3 separate regions of the Mus musculus genome follow, and all the other regions are linked to region 3. Evidence: chromatin loops called from intact Hi-C (ENCODE). Cell type or tissue: left cerebral cortex. All regions are shown on one strand.

The links. A loop is a pair of places that touch in the nucleus more often than their neighbours do. Peaks named below come from ENCODE experiments on the same cell type or tissue, not always from the same donor. Only the 100,000 strongest peaks of a DNase experiment are listed, where the experiment ranks them.
Region 1: it touches region 3 in a loop (4-fold over the local background); 3 of 42 quality-filtered maps call a loop at or near these places.
Region 2: it touches region 3 in a loop (5-fold over the local background); 10 of 42 quality-filtered maps call a loop at or near these places.

The regions. Positions count from the first base shown.
Region 1 is chr17:70,426,644-70,434,643 of GRCm38, forward strand. The region is part of intron 1 of Dlgap1 (DLG associated protein 1); the gene reads left to right. Among named protein-coding and RNA genes, the nearest start is that of Dlgap1, 5.9 kb to the left of the region's middle. In left cerebral cortex, CTCF peaks have their summits at 3,243 (motif pointing right) and 3,928 (motif pointing right); DNase peaks (open chromatin) are centred at 788, 1,454, 3,264, 3,940 and 1 more place; H3K27ac peaks cover 1,072 bases.
Region 2 is chr17:70,523,626-70,531,625 of GRCm38, forward strand. The region is part of intron 2 of Dlgap1 (DLG associated protein 1); the gene reads left to right. Among named protein-coding and RNA genes, the nearest start is that of Gm46581, 79 kb to the right of the region's middle. In left cerebral cortex, a CTCF peak has its summit at 3,717 (motif pointing right); DNase peaks (open chromatin) are centred at 17, 2,485, 3,731, 4,765 and 1 more place; H3K4me3 peaks cover 3,416 bases; H3K27ac peaks cover 4,545 bases.
Region 3 is chr17:70,964,345-70,972,344 of GRCm38, forward strand. It overlaps Gm46595 (a long non-coding RNA gene), which reads right to left and starts at 5,177. Exons shown (of 3, transcript XR_001782184.2): 1 at 4,959-5,177; 2 at 3,389-3,524. It overlaps Gm41611 (predicted gene, 41611), which reads left to right and starts at 3,534. Exons shown (of 2, transcript NR_168105.1): 1 at 3,534-3,599; 2 at 4,577-7,461. In left cerebral cortex, CTCF peaks have their summits at 3,095 and 4,514; a DNase peak (open chromatin) is centred at 4,494.

The sequences.
Region 1 (8,000 bases), 540 kb before region 3:
TGTTACCTCTTTGAGATGTTCCCATCGATATTTTTTTTTTAATTCCTAACTATAGAACAAAAGCTGAGTTTTGTATAGAGTTGTGTTTCCATGCCATATATTGAGAGAGGATAACTGTAAAAGCCTTAAAAATAAATTAGTTTCAGATGTGAAGCTTCCTAAAAAACAATGAGCTCAAAACAAAGTGAGCTCCTCGGGTTCCCACCATCTGTCCTTTCGTCTCCCAATCTCAGCTGTTCGCTTCCCCATCCTCTACCCAAAAATGCAGAGGTGAGCTGGACCCAGGGCCATGTCTCTCTCTATTCTGTGGTCTCCACCAAGAGCACAGTCTCCAAGAACAACCCTAGGGACCTCTTACACCCACTTAAGAAGCTTTTATCCCAATACTGCTGCCACCAGTGCATTTTCCTCCTGGTTTAATATATTAGGACCATGCTTCCCTAGTGTCTGTGACTGCTAAAATCTTGTTGATGAAGAAGAAGGAGGAAGAGGGGGAGGAGGAAGGGGGAAGAGGAGGAAGGAAGAAGAGATGTGAGTCCCAGGCATCTCTTGGGCAGTAAGACGTTACATGTGTAACCAGTGCTAGCATCTGTGGCAACATCCAGGAGGGTTCTGTCAGCTAGCATCACAGTAACTAATACTCGCAATAAGCAATCTATTTTTAAGTCTATACATGTTTATTTTGGCTCGCAGTTTTAGAGCTTTTGGTTAATGGGAAGTTGTCCCATTAGGGAACGGGGTTTGTGCTGAGGAAACAGAACTGGAGAGTGGCACACAGCACTGCATCTCATGGCAAAGAAGAAAACTGAGAAAGATAAAAAGACAGTTTAAAAAAAACTAGCACAGACATTGCAAAAATAGCAGGGAAGAGCTGCTTAAAGACTAGAGAGTAGAAAGAGAGGAGGGGGCCAGTAGATGCCAACAGACGTAGACCAAACTGTGGAGGTTAGTACAGTGGCGCATCCAAGTATTGAGATGTGTGGACCGGGTGTGACCACATGGTTTAAGCAACAAATCAATGGTTCCCGTTTGACTAATCATTTTTTTAAACTTTGCAGTATTGCAAATGCATGTCTATGCTATGATCTGGCTTTTGCTTTCCATAGTCAGTATTCACCAAATTATATGGCATAAAAGCATTTTTATTATTAAGTGGATTTTCTGTGTCATGATTTTTGTCCAACCGTAGGCTAAAGTAAATACGCTGTGTATTTTAAGGAAGCGGAGGTCAAGCTGTCTGGGAGGTTACGAGTGTAAAATCCACTTTCAGGTTATATTTTCCGTGGTTTAATAGGCTATCACCTGCTATGACTGGAAGGGCATCTGAAGTGCCCCAGAAAGCACGCTAGAGCGAGACAGGCACACGGATACTGATGACAAAAAGACTATGGTTTTGGCTGCTTCCTCTAGAAAACGGTGCCAACGCGACAAGAATTTTTACTTCTCCAAACCACTCCACAGAAGCACAGCAACTAGAACAGCAAAAACAAAACCCCATGGCTGACTCAGTGATACAGAAGTACTAAACTGCATCACTTTGAACCAAATGTGTGTGTGTGTGTTTTTTTAATATTTGCAGATTGCATGAACTATTAGTTATACTATGGCATGAGTGGCTTTCCTAATGTGTTACAAAAGACAAAAGGAAGGCTGGGGGCTTCCTGTTACCGCCAAGAGACAGAGAAATTAAAGTCATCATAGCTGTCGCCACAAAGCTTGGAGGGTCAGTCTGGGAGGAGCAGTTGAAATCTCTCTGGCTATAGTATGTGGGTGGACATAGAGAACCCTGTGAGCTGGGATAGCCTGAGCCCAGCAGACACTGAAAAGGGGCTCTCAGCACACATCTTCTCTAACCAACCCCCATGTTAAGGAATAAATGTGGGAAATAGAATCCAAATGGAGCAGGAAGATGGCTTAGGGGGCAAACAGACAAAGAGAAAGGCCAGATAGATGTGACAGAAGAAGAGAGGCACCAGGAGGCATGTGGGGGAAAAAGGCTATGGAGAAGGATCCATTAGCCATGGGGTTACATTCCAAGGTCCCTGCTGGCTCCATGGGTACCACTGAAGTCTAGATGCTCTTTCTTCCTATACTCATACCAATGTTAAAGTTGAGTCTGTGAACCTAAACATGGTAAGAGATAAAATGTAATAATAAACCAGAATGAAATATATAAACAATACATTCATATTCATCTCTCTCTCTCTCTCTCTCCTTTTTCTGCTGACACGAAGCAAGTAGACTGTACAGCATAAATAACCTATAACCAGATGACTCATATCCCTGATTGGATGGACTCAGGCAACACAAAGGATTGATCTTAATTACAGTACTTAGAATAATACCTAATTTTAAACTTAGGAAATGTATTTTGGAAATTTTCCATTTAATGTTTTTGGCCTGCGTGTGACTATGGGTGGCTGAACCATCAGGAGAATGAGTCATAGATAAAAGGGAGATTTCTGTGTTTGTAAATGTGTCCTAAGAAGAGAAAAGACAGCCATAGATCTCAGAGCCGTCTGTAGTGTGGCATCTCTCACATAGTGAATGGCCAGTAAAGGACGCAGATCAGGAGCTGTGGATCTGTGAAGACAGCCATCCTGTCTCTGAACAGAAGCCAGTAACAGTGATGCCTTTAAAAGTGTTGCCCATGCCGGGCGGTGGTGGGGCACGCCTTTAATCCCAGCACTCGGGAGGCACAGGCAGGCAGATTTCTGAGTTCAAGGCCAGCCTGGTCTACAAAGTGAGTTCCAGGACAGCCAGGGCTATACAGAGAAACCCTGTCTCAAAAAAAAACAAAAAACAAAAAACAAAAAAACAAAACAAACTAACAAATATATATATATATATATATATATATATATATATGTGTGTGTGTGTGTGTGTGTGTGTGTGTGTGTGTGTGTGTGTGTGTGTGTATGCTCACTTTTCTAGGTAGACAGGGATCTGTAAAATATTCTTTACTTACCTAACGAGGGAGAATGAGACACACCGATAGAAATTAATGTTTTATAGCAATATATTGATATGTTAATAAAAAAAAGACTCACAGCATTTAAAAATAAACCTGTACCTTCGGGAAGAAGGAGCCAGACTAAATAACAGAGAGATGGTCACCAGATTCATCTCGTAAATTTTACTTTAGAGTCACATGAAGCTTCACATCATCATAAAACAAAATTCAATTGAAAGCAATCTGTAGGAATCAACGGTAAAATGAGAGCACTGTGCGTATCTGTCCAGCAGGTGGCGCAGCAAGGCTAAGAGGAGAATGCCAAGGGACTTCAAATTAAGGGCGACATGCATATCCCAAGCTCGCCATGCTTAGGCCAAACACACTGCAAGGAATTGTGAGCTGATTGTTATCCTTACCCCCGCTCGGGTGTCTCAGGATCTACTCTTACGGTGGTGTGTGTGCGGGGGTGTGTGAGTAGACACAGGCATCTTCAGAGCACAGAAAATTGACAAATGACAAAAGAAGATTAAAAAAAAAAAACAAAAAAAACACAAAAAACCCCGTTCTGCGCTTGAGTCTGAGTAAGACATACCATAAATTCATGAAGGTTGTTTTATTAGATAAGTGTTTCCTAGTTTCTGTTTTCAGAAGGATTTAGAAGGTGCTTAGACCCTCACAATGAGACCGTGGTCTCTGCCACCTGTCCGGCCAGAGATGGGTTCCTAAAAGAGAGATAGATTCAGTCTGGGGGCCAGGAACTTAAGCTCTTCTTATCCATACCACAGATATTATATATCTCTAATATCCCACAGGAAGATAATAGTCGCCGTCAAATAAGAGTACGGGTTTTTTTTTGTTGTTGTTGTTGGTTTTTTTGTTTGTTTGTTTGTTTTTTGTTTTTTTTTTAACTGTTTTGTGTTGAAAACGGGTTTAAATCTTTACTCACAACGCAACAACATAAAATACCACCAGGGGGCAGTGCTGTCAGCTAAGCGCTCTCTGGGGATTTCAAAGTGGCCTATGGGATGTGGTAACATTTCTCGTGCTGACTTCTGAAGTTTGCGCAAACTCTGAACTAGCTCATAATCTTTTCTAGAAAGAAATACCTTTTAACTATTCTTGCTGTTCCCCACCCCCCCAAAAAAAGAGGAAAAGTGGATATGGTTAAAAATAGTAATCATAAAATTTGTTAAAGGGTAGCAATTTCTAGTGTGTGCGGAAACAGCATGCAACTTGAAGCTGCATCTTCTTGCAAGCTCTGTCCTTTTCACACTGTCTTCCCAGCATCTTGGCAACTCTGTCGCTTCTGATATTACCTGAGAATAGTTTCTATTCTCAGCCTTCAGCTTTCTCTCTTAGTTCATTCTTAGTTCAACGCAACTCAGTTTTAATTCCAATTCAAAAAAATATGTTAAATAGTAAACTTGGATGTTAGCCCACTGCCTTATAAAAAAAGGAACAAACTAAAATGCCAAAACTAAAGAACAAAGCTATAGAAACTTACAATTTTCTAAAATCTTGCCAAGTTTTTGTTGTTGTTGTTTGATGGTTCAGTTAGGGGAAACATATCTTCTTTGTTTTTACTGTTTTGTTTTAAGATAGTATCTTACAGTGTAGCCCAGACGACGTCCAACTCATCCATCCTCCTGCCTTGGTTCAGCCATCCCAAGTGCTGAAACTGTGAAGGCGTGCCACCCTTCCCTGGTTTATAGTTCACTTTAAAAACACACCAGTCTGTCCACAGAGATTTTGTGCTAGAACATGTAGTGCTGGGCACAGACCATAGAGAATTCATATGTGGCCATAACAACAGCATTTGATGCCCGAGTCAAAATCTAGCTGAGTTCCGTCCGCAACCTCAATATGCAGTGACTCTTCCAGTAGACAAGCAACAACACAGTGTGTGTGTGTGTGTGTGTGTGTGTGTGTGTGTGTGTGTGTGAGAGAGAGAGAGAGAGAGAGAGAGAGAGAGAGAGTGTAACTAGACTCTCTGATTACTACATGAGCTGGGTTCTGAACTCCTCTCTGACCTACTTAAATTCCGATTCCTCATTCCACACAGTTCTCGTGATTTATTTCTCGAAGTCTGTGTGGAATGTGTCATTAGCAGCAGGTGGTGGGGGTGATTATGAAAATACGTGATTAATACCATTAATCCTGCTTGGTTCTGATTCATTTGCTCAGGTCTTTTGTACCTGGAATTTCAGTGGCCTAATCTCTTGGCATTTTATGCATAATAAGCAGCTTGCGATTCGGACGCATGTTTGTGTGACTCGAAATTTCAATTCATTGTAGTTTCTATCAGGATTTCGATAACTTTGGTTCCGCCATATCAGCCAGAATTGTGGGGAAGGAATCTCACTTACAATAAGGTTGCAATGAATTTAAACCAGGGATTATTTTCATATGCAGTGGACAGGCTGGAAGGAAAGTAATGGGAGAGGCTGGAATGCGCAGCACTGTGTCCAGTAAGAAGCTGTCACCGCCACAGGCCTATAGGGACAGCCAAGAAGATGACTAGTTCTTTAAGAAGCATAGTTGTGGTGTCCTCAGGAGCTGCTGTCTTGGATGGAACCACAGTCCACTGACAGAACACCAAGATGAGGAAGAACAGAGTCAGGGACACCCATACCTGCCTCTTCCCCTTCAGCAAGAGCCTGATCTTAGCCACCCAGAGAAAGAAGGGGACAGAGACCCAAGTGGTGGTGGTAGCCATGGAGAATCACAGACCCTGAAAGCTGTAGATCACCTCGGGGGGGGGGGGGGATCTCTGCTTTGATGTGTGTGTCTATTTGATTCATAACTTCCTCCCCAAATCCAAAGGAAGTGACCCTTTAAGGAAGACTTTCCTTAGAAATGTTAGGCATTGATGTTTCCTGCATCATGTCTGATGGCTTTTGTGTGGTTCCGTGGGAGACATCTGCTATTGCATAAAAATGTGGAGTTTAATTCTTAACATCATGTGACAAACTTTTAAGTGGGTTCAGGATCCCTTGATGCTAGAGAACTCAGACAAAGACCCAAGCAGAAGGGATACAAGTTAACTCCCCGTTGCTGAATTAGCCCAGCCTGGGCCACTGCAGTCCTGCCTTCTGGTGTGGTTAATTGAAGCTTTTGTTTTCCAGTGCAAAGCTTCTTACCACTTTCATCAATCATGAGTCTTATGACTCCAGTGCTTCCCAATCCCCTTCTTGAATTCTCACTGAAAGGATGCATGGAAAGCAAGTTTAGGATGTTTCACCCTAAACAAACTATCATTAAAGATGCTCTACCAAGAAAGCAATGGATTAAAACCCTCCCGTTAAAAAATGCATACTAATCTAAAATGTATCAAGTAGATATAAACGTGAGACGTTGTCACCTGTGCCCTGCACTACTAACCCTACCTGCCCTTGGGGGTTGGAAGTGAGGTGGCACAGAGTCCATGGCACAGACACCAGGAGCAGGTGAGAGACACTGCAGCAAGCTCGTCTGGACAGGACTGAAAGCTCCTTTAATACCCTCTACCTGCACCCTATTGGTCCCAAGAAGCATCTCTTTTAAACGGCAGTTTCTGATTGGCTGGCATTGTCTGCACCAGCAATCCTTGGGCTCTCAGGCAGTCCTCAATTAGGTTCTCCTGCCAGGGATGGTTTTGTGGCTTTGAGCGGTTACAGAGAGCCCCCACCCCACCAGCACCATCCCACTGTTCCTGCTACAATAGTGTCTCTCATCTAAAACCTCCTGACTCTTCAAGACCTGTCTGACTTCTTTCCAGGCACTTCTCCGTCTCTGCCTGAGTGGGTGGTCCCTATACAAGTGGCCTGTGGGCAGAGATGGGCTTCTGCGTGTGAACCACCCCCAAAGGGCTGTCTTGTCATCTGCTTGCCATTCCCAGATAAGCCACTGATATGGTTGGGAACAAATGAAATCGATTCTTCTAGATAAATGAAGAAAAATCAAACCTCTGGGAGACCTTTACACAACCCAAATCAAAATAACTTCTTACCTTTGAACTGCCTTGGTCAGAATTAGAACTGAATTTCATTACTCACATGAGGAATGTATTTAGCATGATTGAATTCTCTTGTGAAATGTGGGTTACGGTACAATTTCTTCTCATTTCTACAAATAGGGGTTTTGAAGCTTTTATGGGGACCATTATTACCTGGAAAATCATCTTGATTCAAGGAAAAAGTTTAATTCTTTCTTTAATTATTTTTGTGTTTATCGTCAATATTGGTATTTTTAATTCAATTGGTTTGGGTTTTTTTTTCCAGATTGTACAAGTTAAAAATCAATGACTGTTGAAATAAATCTGTGAACTTTAATTCATTCTGACCTTTTAAAAATGTTGTAGTGGTGGCAACAGCCTCTGGGAGGCAGACACCAGTGAGTTCTCTGAGTTCAAGGTCAGCCTGGTAAACAGTGAGTTCCAAGACAACACATGTCTCCATAAACCACAACAGCAACAACAACAACAACAACAACAACAACAAAAATTTCTAAGAAAGAGCTGGTGAAGACAAAATTCCATCAGCATCACAGAGGAGTGGAGCAGGGCACAGAGCCCCACCCTAACCAAGACACTGTTTGTCACTGATACCTGCTGGGAAAGGGAAAACCAATTTTCTCCAGTGGGGCGCCACTGAGTATCTCAACCTTGATTGGGGGGCGGGGGGTGTTGCTTTGTGCTCAGCATTGGCCAACACAAAAACAGACTCAATATTTTTTGTGTACTTTTGTTGTTGTTGTTACTATTTGGTTTGGGGTTTTGTTTGTTTGTTTGTTTTTCCATCTTTTGTGTGTGTTTAGTTTTCTTGGGTTTTGTTGTTGTTTTTTTTTTCCAGAGAATAAGAGAAGGAGATAGCATGGATTTGGGTGAGTAGGATGTGGGAGGAGTTGGGGGTGGAGAAAGACTATAAATTTAAGGCAATAAATAAAACAACAACAACAAAAGAGCTTGGGAGATAGCTCAGTGAGCTAGCACTTGCCACCAAGCCTAGTGACCTGAATTCTCTCCCCAATCCACGTGATGGAGAGAAAGAATTAACTCTTCAGACTG
Region 2 (8,000 bases), 440 kb before region 3:
CAGTTAAAGATGACAACTAAGGGCTTACTGGTCTTTTGGACAAAGACTCATCTTTAAACTCTAGTGCATTTGAGATTGTAGCATACAAGACTTGACAGGGTGACATGTGACTAGCAGAATATATCAGTTTCTTGTTCCAGGTGTGTGTGAGTGTGTGCACATATGTGTGAGTGTGTATGAGTGTGAGTGGGTTTGTGCATGTGTGTGCATGCCTGTGTGAGAGTGTATGTGTAGATGTGTGTGTGTGCATGTGTGTTAGTGTGTATGAATGTGTGTGTACATATGTGTGAATGTGTATGTATGTGTGTATGAGTGTAAGTGAGTGTGTGTGTGTGCGTGTGTGTGTATGTGTGTGTGCTTGTGTAAGTGGTCTATGTAGCACTGACACACTGATTTTGGTTTGGAATTAGGTTTTATTTTTCTCCATTTTGGAGTTCAGTGTCTTTTAGTGGATCATTGTGACTTAGAGTTTAGTGCAATCAACCTTTCGATTAATTAAGCTCAGTATCATTTATTTTTGCTCACTTTGGAAGAGCGTGTGTTGCTAGGGTCCATGGCCAGAGAACACAGGCAGGATTGACTCATGTGGAGTTGCCATGTATTATGACTCTAAGACACAGGAATCTCAAATTCCATATGTTTTAAAATCACAATACCACTTAACACATTTTCTGTCATTTGCCAGGGAAGTTTGGTGGAGAGGGAAAAATCTTCCCTTTTCAGGCATAATTAAGTTAATGTTCATAATCTGCATTGAGTTATATGACATTGCTGTAGAGAGTACTCATTCATCTGAAGAGTTAAACCCATACTTTTGTCTAAAGGGACAAAAGCAGATGCAGTTTTAGCTCTGCTTGTAGGACCCACTGACCTAGTTCTCAAGACCCTCACCCCCACCAGCAGACCATAACATGTCACATGAGTGGCATCATGACACAGAGGGCATTTTTCTTCTACACACACACATACACACACATGCACAAACCCACTCATACACATGCACATACATACATATATATACACACTCATACACTCACACACACTCACATACTCTTTCTCTCTCTCACACACACACTCATATACTCACACACACCCACTCACATACTCTTTCTCACACACACACACTCATACACTCACACACACTCACTAACACACTCACTCACATACTCTCTCTCTCTCTCTCACACACACACACACACACACACACACACGTTCATCTATGTTCTTAGGCTAGAAGGACAGTGGGAATGAGCTTTGGTTTCTGTCCGTGAACAATTCCCAGTTGGAATGATTTCCAAGTTAGCGGATTCTTCAACACTTGAGCCCTCTCTCTGTAACTGAAAGAGCATGACATGGGAGTTATTTGATTAATGTTAACACAATCAAAAGAGGTAACAGGGAGAACGGTGCCCAGGAGGGCATCATATATTCCTCATGCTTCTTTGGACCAATTTCTTATTTCTAGAATTTGGATTCTCTGGGGAATCACCTTCATAAACAGAGAAGAACTTTTTTTTGAAGCTCTGATCCTACAAATGTAAGAAAATACAGGGCTCGCCTTTAAAGATGCTCCTCTTTGTTCCTTCAAGTCTAATGCTGTGCCATACTTGATGTCTGAGCCAAGGAGGCTTCTATACTGAGTTTTCTAGATACGCAATGTTTACTTCATATATCTTAGACCACTGTTCCAGTCCCTTCAGAGTTTATAATCATTGTTCTCCATGAACTGGAAAGCTGAACCCATGCTGATGAAATGGAAAAACTACCTTTGAAGCATAGTAAGGCTTATTCTGTACACGGGGGTGTGGATCCACCTCACCTCCGCTTAGGCACCTGGCCTCCCACACGCCTGCATAACACATGCATGCTTTTGAGGTCTTTGATCTCTGATTTATGAAATCAGATTTTTTTAATTGGACCATTTCACAATAGCCACAGAAGAATAGCTATGAGGTAAGGAACCTCCCCCTCCCCCTTCTTTTCATTGATCCAAGTAAAAAAGGCATTACCTTACCTTTCCCGTCTTGTTCTAGATCATTAATCTAGGAATGGCCTGACTCCTCAGTGTGATGACCTAGTGTTGGTTCTTTTAATTCAAAGACCTATTCAACAACCATGAAAGAAAACGTCTGCTTCCTGCAGCCTTTGAAAACCACAATTTATTATCAACCTTCAGGATTGTTCAGGCCCCTGATCTAACTGTCTAGGGGCTTAACGTCTTATTTTTATTTCCTTCTAAATTGTCATTTTCTGAGTAATAGGAACTCCTCCTTGTAAACCTCCCATTCGCAATGTCCCTGGACAGTCTGGACACTGTAGCTTCCATAGATAGAGGGTCTATAGTGACCATCCTATAAAAGGAACTTCTGAAAGCATTTGCTTCTACTTACTCTTTCTTCAAACGACAAAAGGAAATGGCTTGGCAAGAATTGTCATCTCAGAAGACATGACACAAGTGGACACTCGGCCTGTCAGCCTGGGCTTTCTGTTCCCCACTGTGTCTCACATTCTGCTAAAGCCTGAAGGCTCTTTTCACATCCCTGCTTATTCATGTGCACTACCGTCTTCAGAGGTAATGAGGTCAAAGAGGAAGTGGGAGGGTGATCTGAGACAACATGTGAAACATGTTTGTACTTTAAAAGGCTTATAGGAAACAAGTGTCCTTGTCAGCTAAGTGAGTATGTGCAATTTGTAACTCTGTGGTTGCCCAGGGCATATTGTATTTTCATTTTATTTACTGTTTTTGTGTGATGTGTGTGTGTGTGTGTGCGTGTGCGTGTGCGTGTGTGTGTGTGTGTGTGTGTGTGTGTAGTGCCTGAGTGGAAATGCATGTCCACATGTGCCACACATGTAGGTGGAGATCAGAGGCCAACCTTCAGGAATGTGTTCTCTCTTTCCTCTCTGGGCTCCAGGGATTGAACTCAGATGCTCTGCTTGCACAGCAAGTGTCTCTATCTGCTGACCCAACTCCTTAGCCCCATGATAAGATTTTTGAACTCTTCTTTCCGGACCCAGAAAAAAGTGGTTGTGTTCCTCCTGTTAGAAACTGATCCTTTCTGCTTTCTAATGGCTCACTGGAGGTGAATTATTGTCCAAAAGAAGACAAACAGAGCAGGGTAGATCCATTTTTTAGATATGTGATCTTTAGATCCAACACTTAAAGCTTTGAGGGCTCAGGGTCTGGAATCTGAAGACTATCTGCTTCTCCCAAAGCATCCAAATCTTGGCACTCAGAATCTTTCACCTCACTTCACCGGGACAACAACTGACAATAGTTATCTATAGTTTCCAAAGGGATATGTGATGTGACACATATATATGGCATATGTAAATGACACATGCATACAATGATATATAGGGTGATATACATTAGGAAAATGAGAACAGCTGCAAAGAAGCTGAGAACTGTGCGCAGCTAAACACTACCTGACATGAGACAACGTGGTATCTACGTGGCTACAAGCGACTACAGCCGTATCCCATGGAAGCCTGTATGAAAGCCCTTTAGAAGTCCTATATCACTGAGTGTCTCTCAATCATTGCAGTTGAGAGATAGCTCCCGTACGTTTGTGCATAAGAGTGACATTGAAGGGGTCTGAAAACCTGAGGATTTCTGGCACCAACCCAAGAGATCCTGACGACCTACATCTAGAGTGACTCAATAGAATCCATCAAGAACCACGGCTTCTACAGAGCTGTAGGCTTATTGTCCCGTGTACTTTCCTGTAGGGGGCAGTAGAGTCTAACCGATCGAAACGTGGGCTTCACCCGCTCAGCCAAGCTTTGAAGTTATTGCTGGATTTCTACATTACTGATGCTTTTGTTTCTTATTCTGTATAATGGGCATGATGGCTGCATTTGTTTTAGGGTGTTAGGGAAGAGAGTTGAGCTCTAAATTTAGGAAATCAATTCAAATTATTGTGTGGAAGGTTTTCAAGGTATAAATGTCTAGCTACTGACGTTCTTTGTATGTTCTCTTTGTTTCGTGTATCGCGGCACCTCTTCTTCCCCTTCTGATTTGTTCCTTCAAAACAAGGTCAGAAGAGGCATGTCTGATTCTGCGGACAAGGAAACCTCCTGCCCACCCCACCCGTTTCTCCCTATCCCATCTATGTCCGATGATGGTAGCTCTTAATCACATCATGGACAGTTCCTTTATCAGCTGCCAACTAAGCATGGGAAGTTTGTGTAAGTGAAAGGGTCACAAAGAGCCTGTCCAGATCTTCACCTCAGTGGAGCAGAGCTCCATGCAGTCCGGTGTTTGCTGGTAAACAACAATTCTAGCTGTTCAAGTGTCTATTCGCATGGGCCTTGCTTTTATCTTTATAGCTTCAGTCTGCCAACCCTCCCCCGGACCCCCATGCCATTCTTCCAGGCAGCCTTGCAAATCAGCAGGATGAGTTTAATGAACAGCAACCACTATGGTTATGTCTACCAGGTCACTGAGCCACCCATCCATTGCATCCTTGATGGGCTTCACTAGCTCTCTTGAGGAATGTCTCCTCCATGACAACCAGACAGGCAGGACCTTCACAACAGTTGAAGGATGGTGGTAACAGGTCCTGGGCATTATCCTCCATTGTTCTTGCACAAGGTCCTCAGCCAACCTTCCCATTCTCCGAAGCCAGGTGCATCATTCTTTCAAGTCTGTAGAATTCCAAAGAACAAAATGTCCCTCTCAGGACCTCCTCCCCACAGAACCATGGCCAGCTCCAGGCTTTCCTCCTCAGCCAGCTGTCTCTTGGCAGACAGTCCTGAGTCTTTCTACTACACTTGCTTCCCGTGACCACCCAACCAGTGGGAGTAAAATCCATGGGATGCTCTCAGAATTTCATGGCATTGTGTCCTGCCTGTAAACGCAGATGAGCTCAGCCATCTTTCTTTGTTGTCATTATAAAAGTGAAGGTGAGTGGAGGGTGAGATGTCCTCTCATCTCAGCAGGACCCTGTTAACTCACAGGGACCTGCATTCTATTCTTAGAAACCCACCTGCTTGCTGTCTTTTCCATGGGCATCATTTGGCTGGCAACTGTCCCATCAAGGATTAAGTATAGAGAGAAGTATTCCCCCTTTAAAATTCCTTTAAGGGTTCCAGTGTCTTGCAACACTTGAAGAATTCATGGGCTTTTCATTCTCGTTCTCTTCTTCTCTCATTAAGTAGCAGAAGTTTAGTTGGCTTCTCTGAGTGTCAGAAAAAGTAACTGTCATTTGTTTGCAAATGAAACCTGAGCTTTCTGCAAAGGACTCCCCTGCAGATTCCGTCCCCCATAACACTCCTCCAGCCTTCCAGTTGATTTGAGATAGTTTCCTGTTCTCCCACCTCTTGGAAATATTCCATAGCACGCTGAGCAGACACTTTTAGTCAAAAAAAAAAAAAACCCACCTATAAATAGCTGATTTTCCCTTGGCCCTGCCCTCTCTCTGAGGCATTCATGAAGCAGTGAACCATCCAGCAGAAGCAAGAGCTCTTTGTGAGGGATCTGTGCTGAGGCTGACGAAAACTCAAATCCATAGGCTGAAAATTGTCTTGGGGGTTGATCTTCCTTATTTGACTTGTGCACTCACTGCACAGAAAAAGAAAATGAAGAGAGAGAGAGAGAGAGAGAGAGAGAGAGAGAGGAAGAAAGAAAGAAAGAAAGAAAGAAAGAAAGAAAGAAAGAAAGAGAGAGAGAGAGAGAGAGAGAGAGAGAGAGAAAGAGAAAGAGAAAGAGAAAGAGAAAGAGAAAGAGAAAGAGAAAGAGAAAGAGAAAGAGAAAGAGAAAGAGAAAGAGAAAGAGAGAAAGAGAGAGAGGAAGGAGAAGGAAGGAAGAAAGGAAGAAAGGAAGAAAGGAAGGAAGGAAGGAAGGAAGGAAGGAAGGAAGGAAGGGAGGAAGAAAGAAAGAAAGAAAGAAAGAAAGAAAGAAAGAAAGAAAGAAAGAAAGAAAGAAAGAAAGATTGCATTTTGTGCCAGGCGATCTCATGAACCAAATCAATAAAATATGAATAAAAAATTTAAAAAAATTTTTAAAAGTCACCTATCAACTTTAATGCTTTGAAAATATGTGCTTGGACTTTCATGCTACTTTTAAAAAGTAATTCTAAAGCCAACTGTTCCTCATTAGATTCAATTTGTAGGTCTGAAAAACTGGTCCCTGTGGCTTATCCTGAGTGGGGAATTTGAAACTGTGATCTCGTGTATCCTCCAATGACAGAACTTTGACTGGCTGGCTGGCTGGAAAGCCTAGTCTCTTGTAGCCCATATCCCAGCAACCATCCCCATCATCAGGCTTACAGACATAGGACTCAGAATATTTGGAAGCCTGAGCCTGTGTTGTATGGGACCTTAATACCTTCCTTCACTGATTCTACTAAAAACAAACCTGGCCAATCAGTCCAATATTCAGGGTTAATTATACCCTCTTCTCCTTCTGCCTTTGCTTCCAATGCACACTGCTAAGTAGAAGAAAACGGAGCGATGGCCCCTCTTCCTGTTGCTTCAGCTCCTCTCTCGCTTCTCGCTTTTTTTATTTCTTATTACTTAGGAGGAATTTATTTGTATCTCACTTTGTGAGATCCAAAACTCACCCAAAGTCATCCATTTGCAGACTGAGTTCTGGAAAGACTCCATCTTAAAAATGGATGGAGCAGTAACAACTTCAAAGTCTTCCTTGGTTCCTCCTGTGTGGTAACACTCTTTCCTTGGTCACATGAAAAGAATCCAACCACCATGGTGATCTGTGTGCTCGGAAATAGCTGCTCTGGACCCATGTCTTGCTTACTCCACCTACAGAGTCTGTGGAATTTGATTGTAAACCTTCCTTTTTAATGCCTATAATAATCAATGACTTAATAATTAATGACTTAATCCAATTGGTGCTGCTTTATGTTCATGGGCTTGGAGCCATCCACCAGATCATGAGAACCCTAAAAGTGGCCATACCTCAAAAGAGAGGGACTCACATTCCTCCAGCAGCCACTAACTGCCAGTGGGCTCCTCAGTAAGGAGTAGGGTCTGCAGATCGTCTGCCTCATCGCCACTCAAACTTTGGGTGCTTACCAGAGAACAACACATGGACACCAGAAACAGAGATGTGAACAAAATGTAACCCACATGTCACCCGACAGTTCTCCAGCCTAACGTCTATAAGATGATGATTTTAACTGTGTTCACAGAATTGTCAGCCATCAAAACAATTTCTGAGCATCCTACCACACATAGATGGAATTACAGGACTATTTAGTCATTATCCATTCCTTCCTTCCCACTGGTGTGTGTGGTGGTGGTGTTGTTGGAGATGGCAGGATTTTATTCTTTCTATGGACATTGTTTATCTACCATACAATTTCCTTTATTGGTTTACTTGTCAATGGACATCTGGGATGTTGTGACTATTATTTTAATGATCAGAATATCTTTTTAACAGTCAGATTTGTATGTTGCTGTATGACTTATTTTTACTAACAAAGATGTCTTTTTAGCATACAGATTTCTATGTTGAAGCTCTGAATGGTTTAGTGGCCATGGGCGTGTACTTCTACGGCAGTCCCAAATTTAATAGTTCAAAGAAATCCCATACTTTTTTTTATGATACCTATCCAAATTTACATCCTCACCAAAATACAAAGTGTCCCCTGTCCCTGATACTTGCTGGCACTCACTTGTTGCTTTTGTGATGGTTGTGACTATCCTAGCAGGTGTGAGGTGCAACCTCAACTTAGTCTGATAAACCCCAGTCTGAACCTGTTTTAGCTACATTTTGCTACTTTCTTGTCTTCTTTTGAGAGTGTTTCTCTTTTGCTCACTTCCAAACTTGATTGCTGGGTCTGTCTCTTCCTGAGTGTTTCAGTTCTTCGTAAATTCTAGAAACCAGCTGCTGGTCTGGTGGCTTGTTTGCATATACTTGCTCCCAGTTGGTAGTTGTCTAGGAACTTTCTGAATGTTTTCTTTGCTATGCAGAGAAAACTGTGTAGACAGAGATCCTCACATTTCTCCTTTTTGCCATTGTCATCTGTGCTTCTGAA
Region 3 (8,000 bases):
CATCTCTGGGACTTCTACTGACCAGTCAGCCTAAGAAGTAAGCTCAGACAATGGAAGAAACTGCCTTAAGAATCAAGATGATGGCATTTGAGGAATGGCATCTGAGGTTCACTGTTAGGAGCGGGTGTGGCGGCAGTCCCAAAGGCGCCAGGGACTGTAGCTAAGTCGTATGACTTGCACCTGACTTCCTCATATAAGCCACAAACATCTTGAGAGCTGCGCAGGTGCACCAGGATACCGGTGAATCCAGTTTGATGGAGATATGCCCCTTCTGCCCTGATTAGCTGAAGCTGCGTGCCTGGTGAGGCGGCGTGGCCTGCTGTGCGTGGATGAGAGTATAAAAGGAGTGAGAGGCCCAGGGTTTGGGGGAGATATAAACAAGAAGAATCAGGACTGAATAAACTGCTGTTAGAAGGACTGGTGGTCGTGTCGTTCTTGCTGGTCGAGAGCGGACACGACAGTTCACATCATAGCCACGGTCAACAGCAGAGAGAAATAAATGCATGCTTAGTGCTTAGCTAGCCTTCATAGCTCGTATGGTCCAGGACCTCAAACCAGGGATTGTAACCCCAACTTTCTTATGTGTTTCTGGAAGCTTTGCCATCAGAGCCCCCAAATGGTGCTGTTCCAGGAGCACCTGGTACATAGATGCACATCTGTACTTTAAGAGAACAGACCTGTCACACTACCTCCCCTCCAACTGAGGTGACAGGCAAATCTCACTACTTTATGTTAGGAGAAGAGCCACTCTAGGGAATTTCTTTGAAGTTTACCTAGTCTTGTGAAATATGTTGTTTGGCTGAGATGACTATGAAATATTGTTTTGTTTTGTTTTGTGTTTTTAAATGAGAAATGCCAGTACAACTTGCAAAATTTTAAACTGAAAAATCTCATGACCTGAGTTGAATCCCCTGAACTCAGATTGTAGAAGAAGAAAACTCAATCCTGCAAGTTGCCCTCTGACCCCCACATGCATGCTCTGACACCATTCATAGCACGCTGATAGCCCTTCCAATGCCTTGTGGACTCTGTTTTAACATGTGGCCACAGGGGACATATCTTACTGTCATTTCTGACCTTGGTGTTGCAGGAAGCCCAAAGGAGGAAAGATGTCCTTGGCCTGGCCTAGCCTACAGCCTTCATCTGCTAGGCCCCAGTCCCAAGGACCCCAGAACTTGCCAACTATCTTCAGCCACTAGGAGATAAGCCATTTGGTTCCATCCCTCCAGTTCAGCTGGCCAGTGAAGTAAGCAGACAATGTCTTTGTGTTTTCTAAATCCAAAGTATCTTTTCAAAGAAAAGTGTGCCAGCAAGACTTAAAATCGAGGTCTGTTCTGATTGTCTCCAAGTCAAGTAGCAAAGGGGCAAAGGTGAGGGATGTGCTTAAGCAATAAAAAGAGAGAAATCCCAACAAAAGCCACGAACGTAAGAAAATGGATAGACCCTGAAGAGACCCGCAAGGGTATTCGCAACCTTCACAACTGTGGAGCGTGTGGAAATGCTTATTTGGTTTCTTGAGAACTGCCTGTTTCCTCTTGGTAACAATTTGATTACACCCGAAAGTCTTCTTTCCCTGGCCCAGCCTGCTGCCGCAAGGGGCCAGCTCCCTTTGTAGGTCTTCCCAAAGCCGCCATCTTAGATTGGCTATGGGTTCTCCCTCCTCTGTCCAATGCTCTTCCTCTCTCCTTCTCTTCTCCCCCTCAGCAGTACATCACGGACTTCCAGACAGCTAGTGGGCCTGCACGGCCTGCACGAATCCACAAGCCCACTAGAAGAGAGGAGTTTCGGTTTTTGTTGGGTTAATGTTCTGTGAAGAGACTGGACTGTAGAACCACTCGTCTTTAAACAGACTCGTGAGTGAGGTAGGAAAAAAATATATCTAATGTGGTACAGAATAAGAGGATGTTGGAGAAAAAAAATCCCCATGTTCTCTTTTAGTTAGGAACCAACACACAAAATGGGGAAGGAAAGAGGCTCAGACACAACCGACGCCGGGGTTAGGGAGGAGTTTCTCAGAATCACTGATTAAAGTTTGCGGCAAAATAGTTTTCTAAGATTGCTGTTTATCCAGGCAAAAGCAGGCACTGTTTCTCACTGCCTCTGTGTTTGGAAGTTCTTGTCTTTATTACATTAAAGGTTCAGGTTCTGTCATGGTTTTCAGATTGTAAATGCCCCCCCCACCCCCCCACAGGCCCTTGTGCTGAGAGCTTAATTCTCAACAGGTGGGGGCTGTTCTGGAAGGTTCTGAAAACTTTAGAATATAGTATCTCCTAGCTGAAGTAATATGTCACAGTATGGATTTGAAAATGATACTGGGTCCCCAGTCCCTCCTTAGAGCTCTGTGATTCCTATCCACAGTGAGATGGATATTTTTCTCCACATGTGGTATTGGACCAAGCAACCACAGTGGCAGCTCCCTGAAACTGTGACCATAAACATATTCTTTCTCCTTTGAGCTGTTCTCTCAGAAATTTTGGTTATAGTTGCACAAAAAGAATTAACATAGACCCCGGCAGGGAGGTGGTGGCACGTGCCATTACTCTCAGCACTTTGGAGGTAGAGGCAGGCAGATCTTTGTGAGTTTGAGGTCTACAGAGTGAGTTCCAGGACAGCCAGGGTTACACAGTGAAACCTTGTCTTGAAGGCAAACAAAAAGAAACAAGACAAAAAAAAAAAAAAAAAAAAAAAAAAAGAATTAACATAGGCTCAAACGTTGTGAAAATACTTTTTTTTTTGCAACTCAAATATGAAACTTAAGGACAATTTCTTCTTCTTCATCATCATCATTATCATCATCATCATCATCATCATCATCAATCAGCAAGCCAATCCCACCTCCTGATAGACTGAGAAAACAGAGAGCACAGAGGCCAAGGGACCAAGGGAGAGCAGGGGCACTAGGGTCATTGTCTTCTCAGCTGAGAAGTGGGCGTGGCTTTCCCCAAAATGCCTTTCAGCGAGTAGACCCCCGCTCCCAACGATGACCGAAGAATATCAGACATTTCCAAAATTGTGACTATGCTGGAAATTTGATCTATGGCTTTACTTAGTTACATTCTGGTCCAGTTCTTAGTGTTGCCGAGGTAACTGACCAGCACAGCGGCCAACAAAGGGACTGCAGAGGAAATAGGTGTCATTCTCCAGAAAGCAGATTTTAAAAAGTAGCTTTGACAGCCTCCTGGGGGTGTTACACGTTATAGCTCAATAACAGCTGTCGTTCACACTGATGGATCAGGGCAACTGACACTAGACTGCACTGTCTCTCTCTCTCTCTCTCTCTCTCTCTCTCTCTCTCTCTCTCTCTCTGTGTGTGTGTGTGTGTGTGTGTGTATCTCGTGCCTGCGTGCACGGAAAAAGGTTATTTGGGAATCTACAGTCTGCCCCTTACGTGAGCCGAAGTCCATTTGCACTGAGACGTTCAGAGAAGAGGCAGTGTAGGGAAGCATCCGGCTGTAATTTTCACAGTGCTAGCTACCAGAGTTCAGGAGGAAACAGACGTCATCATACTCCTTCAGAAGGAGGATCTGAAAGGCAACATTGTGCCCTGAGAACCCAAGACAGCAGACGCAGGATTGGAGGGATTGGGGGACTTCCTGAAGGTATGTCCGAGACGACTTTTCATATTTAAACATGAACATGCCTACTCATACACATTCCATAGAATATGACTGGTCCCGCCTTCCAAGCACTTTCAGGCCTTCTGCTCACTTGGTATTTTTCTGGTATTATTCTGATGGTATTTCCAGGAGATGGGGGTGGGGTGGGGTGGGGTGGGGGAGGAAATAGCAATAAAGAGAAGCTGGTTCACAAGGTATTTGTGTTGTCTTGATCTGTATAGGTTGCATGGCTTGGTAGCGTACATTATATAGAGCTATTAAATAGACGGTGCTCAAAATTTTTGAGGCAGGAAAATAAGGCATATTTACAACACAATTTCACACACGTCTACCGGCTTGTGACCTCAGCCTCCCCTTCTCTACAACAGATGTGATAGCAGCAATAATGATAAAGATTTGCTCACACGTTCACATGACCATGAGAGTGGAACTTAACGAAGTTGGGGGGGGGGGGGGGGGAGACCTGCCTGCAAGCCACAGGCGACTGGCAGACTAAGGTCAGGGGATAGTTTGAGCCTGGGGATTGCAAAGACCGCAGAGCTGGATTCTAGAACTTTCTAATCACTTAACAAATATTTATACATGAATTAATAGTGGATGAATGGAAGGAAAGGAGGGGAGGAGGAGAGGGAAGGAGAGGCAGGGAGGGAGGCCCTTGCTAAGGGTCCTTGCAAAAATCGAATTCCAGAAACTGCTCCCTAAATCTGGGATATACAGATGTATGACATTCCTGTTGGGGCTTTGCACAGAATTGTTCTATCTAAGGAACTCTTGGCAAAGTGGGGCCAGTGCTCTGAAGCCATCTTCATGCAGTAGTAGCTCTACAGCTCAAGTTTCTTAGGGAATGGTTTACAACAGTATCAGGAATAATAGTGACACCTAGTGACACTTCTAGTTATTGTCTCTAAAGAATCGCACTTGACAACTGATTTTTGTTCTTTGTTTGTTTTGCTCCACAGAGACTAAGTACAAAGGTGACAAGTGTAATTGGCGATTGTCACCATTTTTTTTTCAACCCGAGAGCTCTTTCTTCAAAACTGTCGCGTGTGGGCCAGCCTAGTCTACAGAGTGAGTTCCAGGACAGCCAGGGCTACACAGAGAAACCCTGTCTCTAAAAAACCAAAAACCAAACCAAATCAAAACAAAAACTAAACTAGCTTCATAACAAAAGAAAAAACTGCAGTCTGATAAACTTTCACATCCTCGTTCAGTTTCTGAATGGCGTTCTCATGGGATTTCTCCATACTAGGTTTTGCAGTAGTTTCTACATTCATATTTCAAGGCTTGTGCCCATACTGTAATGCATAGCACCTTTAAAATTCTCCATATTATCTTACTTACCAGTTTGGGTGTTTTGTCTGCATGTATGTCTGTTTACCATCTGCATACCGGGTGCCCAAGGAGGCCAGAAGACAGAGCTGGATCACCTAGAACCGGAGTTACAGCCGTTACGAACCTCCTCGCATGCTAGGAACCAAACCTGCTCCCTCTGCAAGAGCAACAATTGCTCTTAGCCAAGAGCCGCCTCTCCAGCCCCTGTAAGGCATAATAACAGTGACAGACTTACTTATCAGACTAAACAGTGATACATGCATGGGTCACGCTTGAGCTCGTAAACACCTCACTGCATCGCGCTCAAGAATGCTGCTGCATCGTGAAAGGCAGGCAAGCTGAGGTCTGCTCTGAAGAATGCCAGAGATCACTCTAGAAAAGATCCGAGTCAAGAAAAAGATGCTAAAGGTCCACACTGAGCCCAGGGCAGCTCTTGCCCAGGCTGTCACCTATTCCTCCCTGAGAGATTTTATCAGTACAAGATACGTTTTGTCTGTCATAGGTTTTTCTCCCTAAAGCCTTCCAAACTCCCCCCACCCTCCCTGCCCCCAACTCTCAGCCCTGCTCAGATTAAGATGACAACCACCTGGCCTCAAGTCTCCCGTGAGACTGCAGGGTAGAGCCTGCAGATAGATTTGTACAACTTCCCTCCTGTTTGTCTATTGTCAGTCTGGTCCAGTGTTCTGGCTAGTTTTATGTCAACTTGATACAAGGTGGTCATCAGGGAGGGGGGAACCTCAATTGAGAAAATACCTCCAATAAGATCAGGCTGTAGCAAGCCTGTAGGGCCTTTTCTTAATGAGTGACTGATGGAAGAGAACCCAGCCCGTTTGTGGGTGGCACCACACCTGGGTTTTTGTCCTAAATTTATACAAGCAGGCTGAGCAAGCCATGAGAAGCAGGCCAGTAAGCAGCTCCCTCCATGGCCTCTGCATCAGCTCCTGCTTCCAGGTTCCCGCACTGCTGGAGTTCAGGCCCTCACCTCTTTTGACAGTGAACTGTTACATGGCACTGTGAGCAACATAAACCCTTTCCTCCCCAAGATGCTTTTTTTGTCATAGTGTTTCATCACAATAGTAGAAACACTAAGACACCCAGTGACTCACATTGTTGAGCTTTTAAAGAGTAGAGGGATATTTCAACTTCCCTCTAACTGAGAAGCATCTTGACCAAGCCATGGGAGGCAATTATTGTAGGCTTAATGTTTTTTTGTTTGTTTTTTGTTTGTTTGTTTTTGTCAGAAAGCTTAGAAGCTAGATTCTGTCTAGTGAGGCCAAGCTGAGCAAGCAGGGTAACTTCTGTAGCTTGGTCTTCTTACCTAGAAAATGAGATAACCGGGGGCTGGAGAGATGGCTCAGGGGTTAAGAGCACTGACTGCTCTTCCGAAGGTCCTGAGTTCAATTCCCAGCAACCACATGGTGGCTCACAACCATCCGTAATGAGATCTGATGCCCTCTTCTGGAGTGTCTGAAGACAGCTGCAGTGTACTCATATATAATAAATAAATCTTAAAGAAAGAGAGAAAGAAAGAAAGAAAATGAGATAACAATGCATACATTATCCAGAACCTAGTGTCTTGAGAACAAAATGTAATGACAAAGGCTTTTGTAACTTCTGTACAAAGACAACAAATTGCTGGTGTCTTCTCAGGTCATCACTCTCCTGGGTCACATGAGTTGTGCTCAGATTGCATCCCGACGCTTACTAGCCAGCTGTGTTACCCTGAGACCCCACTCCCATGCCTCAATTCCTCTCCCAGACAAATAAAACCACGAAAAGACCAGCCTCGGAGGGCAGTAGTGTATCCAGCTTAGTACAGAGTGATACCGGAGAAGTTGGGGTCCCTCCTAGGGGCTCTCAGTTTTGTGAACAAAAGGATTTAAGAACAGATTCATAGGAGAGCTTAAGGCCAACTTCATTTAATATAAATACCCAAGAGAAGCACGCGGTAAACCCGGACGGCTGCCTGGAAGAGGCTAGAGAAGAGAAAGAGAAAAATCCCTGCTGCACGCACGAGTGAAGACTGCACGGAGATGAGCCCCAAGGAGGACACTCGGCCACAGGGGAGCTTTAGAGATAGGGCAAGGAAAGCCAAAGCCCCAAGAAAAGCACACTTGGGCTCTGGCCAGCTTCCAAAAGAGAGACAGAAGGGAAGGAAAAGGAAACATTGTGCCTTTCTGAGAGCCAGGACTGAGGAAAAGCGGGCAGACACAGCAGGGCCTCATGACAGCTCTGGAGCAGCAGCAGCCGGGGGATTCCAGACGGAACAGTGTCTCACTGTAGTCACCTTTTTAGCACAGCTTTGGGTGGGCCTGCCTTCCTGAGGGTTGGATCCTTGGCCAAACGATTGACCCGCCCAACTGGATTAACTTCTGTTTGTGTCAGAGACAGGGTCTCACTATGGAGCCCAGGCTTGCCTGGAAGTGACTATGTGGACCAGGCTGGCCTAGAACTTGAAGTGTTCCTACTGCCTTTGCCCCCAAAGTGCTAGAATTAAAGGACTTTGACATCGCCCCTGACTCTGGGTTAACTCTTTCTCTCTCGGGACTTATTATTTATGTGTCTATGTGTGCATATACCTACAGAAGCCAAAAGTGGGTATAAGGTCTGTCCCCTGTAGTTGGAGTTACAGGCAGGTGTGAACCACCTGATGTGGGTGCTAGAAACCCCAGTCCTCCCCAAGAGCAGCAAGCATTCCAAACCGTCTCCCCAACCCACTGGATTAACTCTTAAAGGCAGGAGACAAGAAGGATCAAATTTAATCCTGGCACTAGGGAGGCAGATCCCTGAGTTCAAGGCCAGCCTGGTCTACAGAGCGGGTTCTAGGACAGCCAGGGCTACACAGAGACATTGTCTCGAAAAACCATCCACCCATAAGGTGGTGGTGGCGGTGGCAGTGGTACAACTGGACAGATGGCTCAATGGTTAAGAGGACTGTTTGCTCTGAGTTTCTGAGGACCCAGTTCAATCCCAGCAACCACACGGCAGCTTGCAACCATGTCTAACTCCACCTCCAGAGGAGTCAACACCCTCACACACATGCATGCAGGC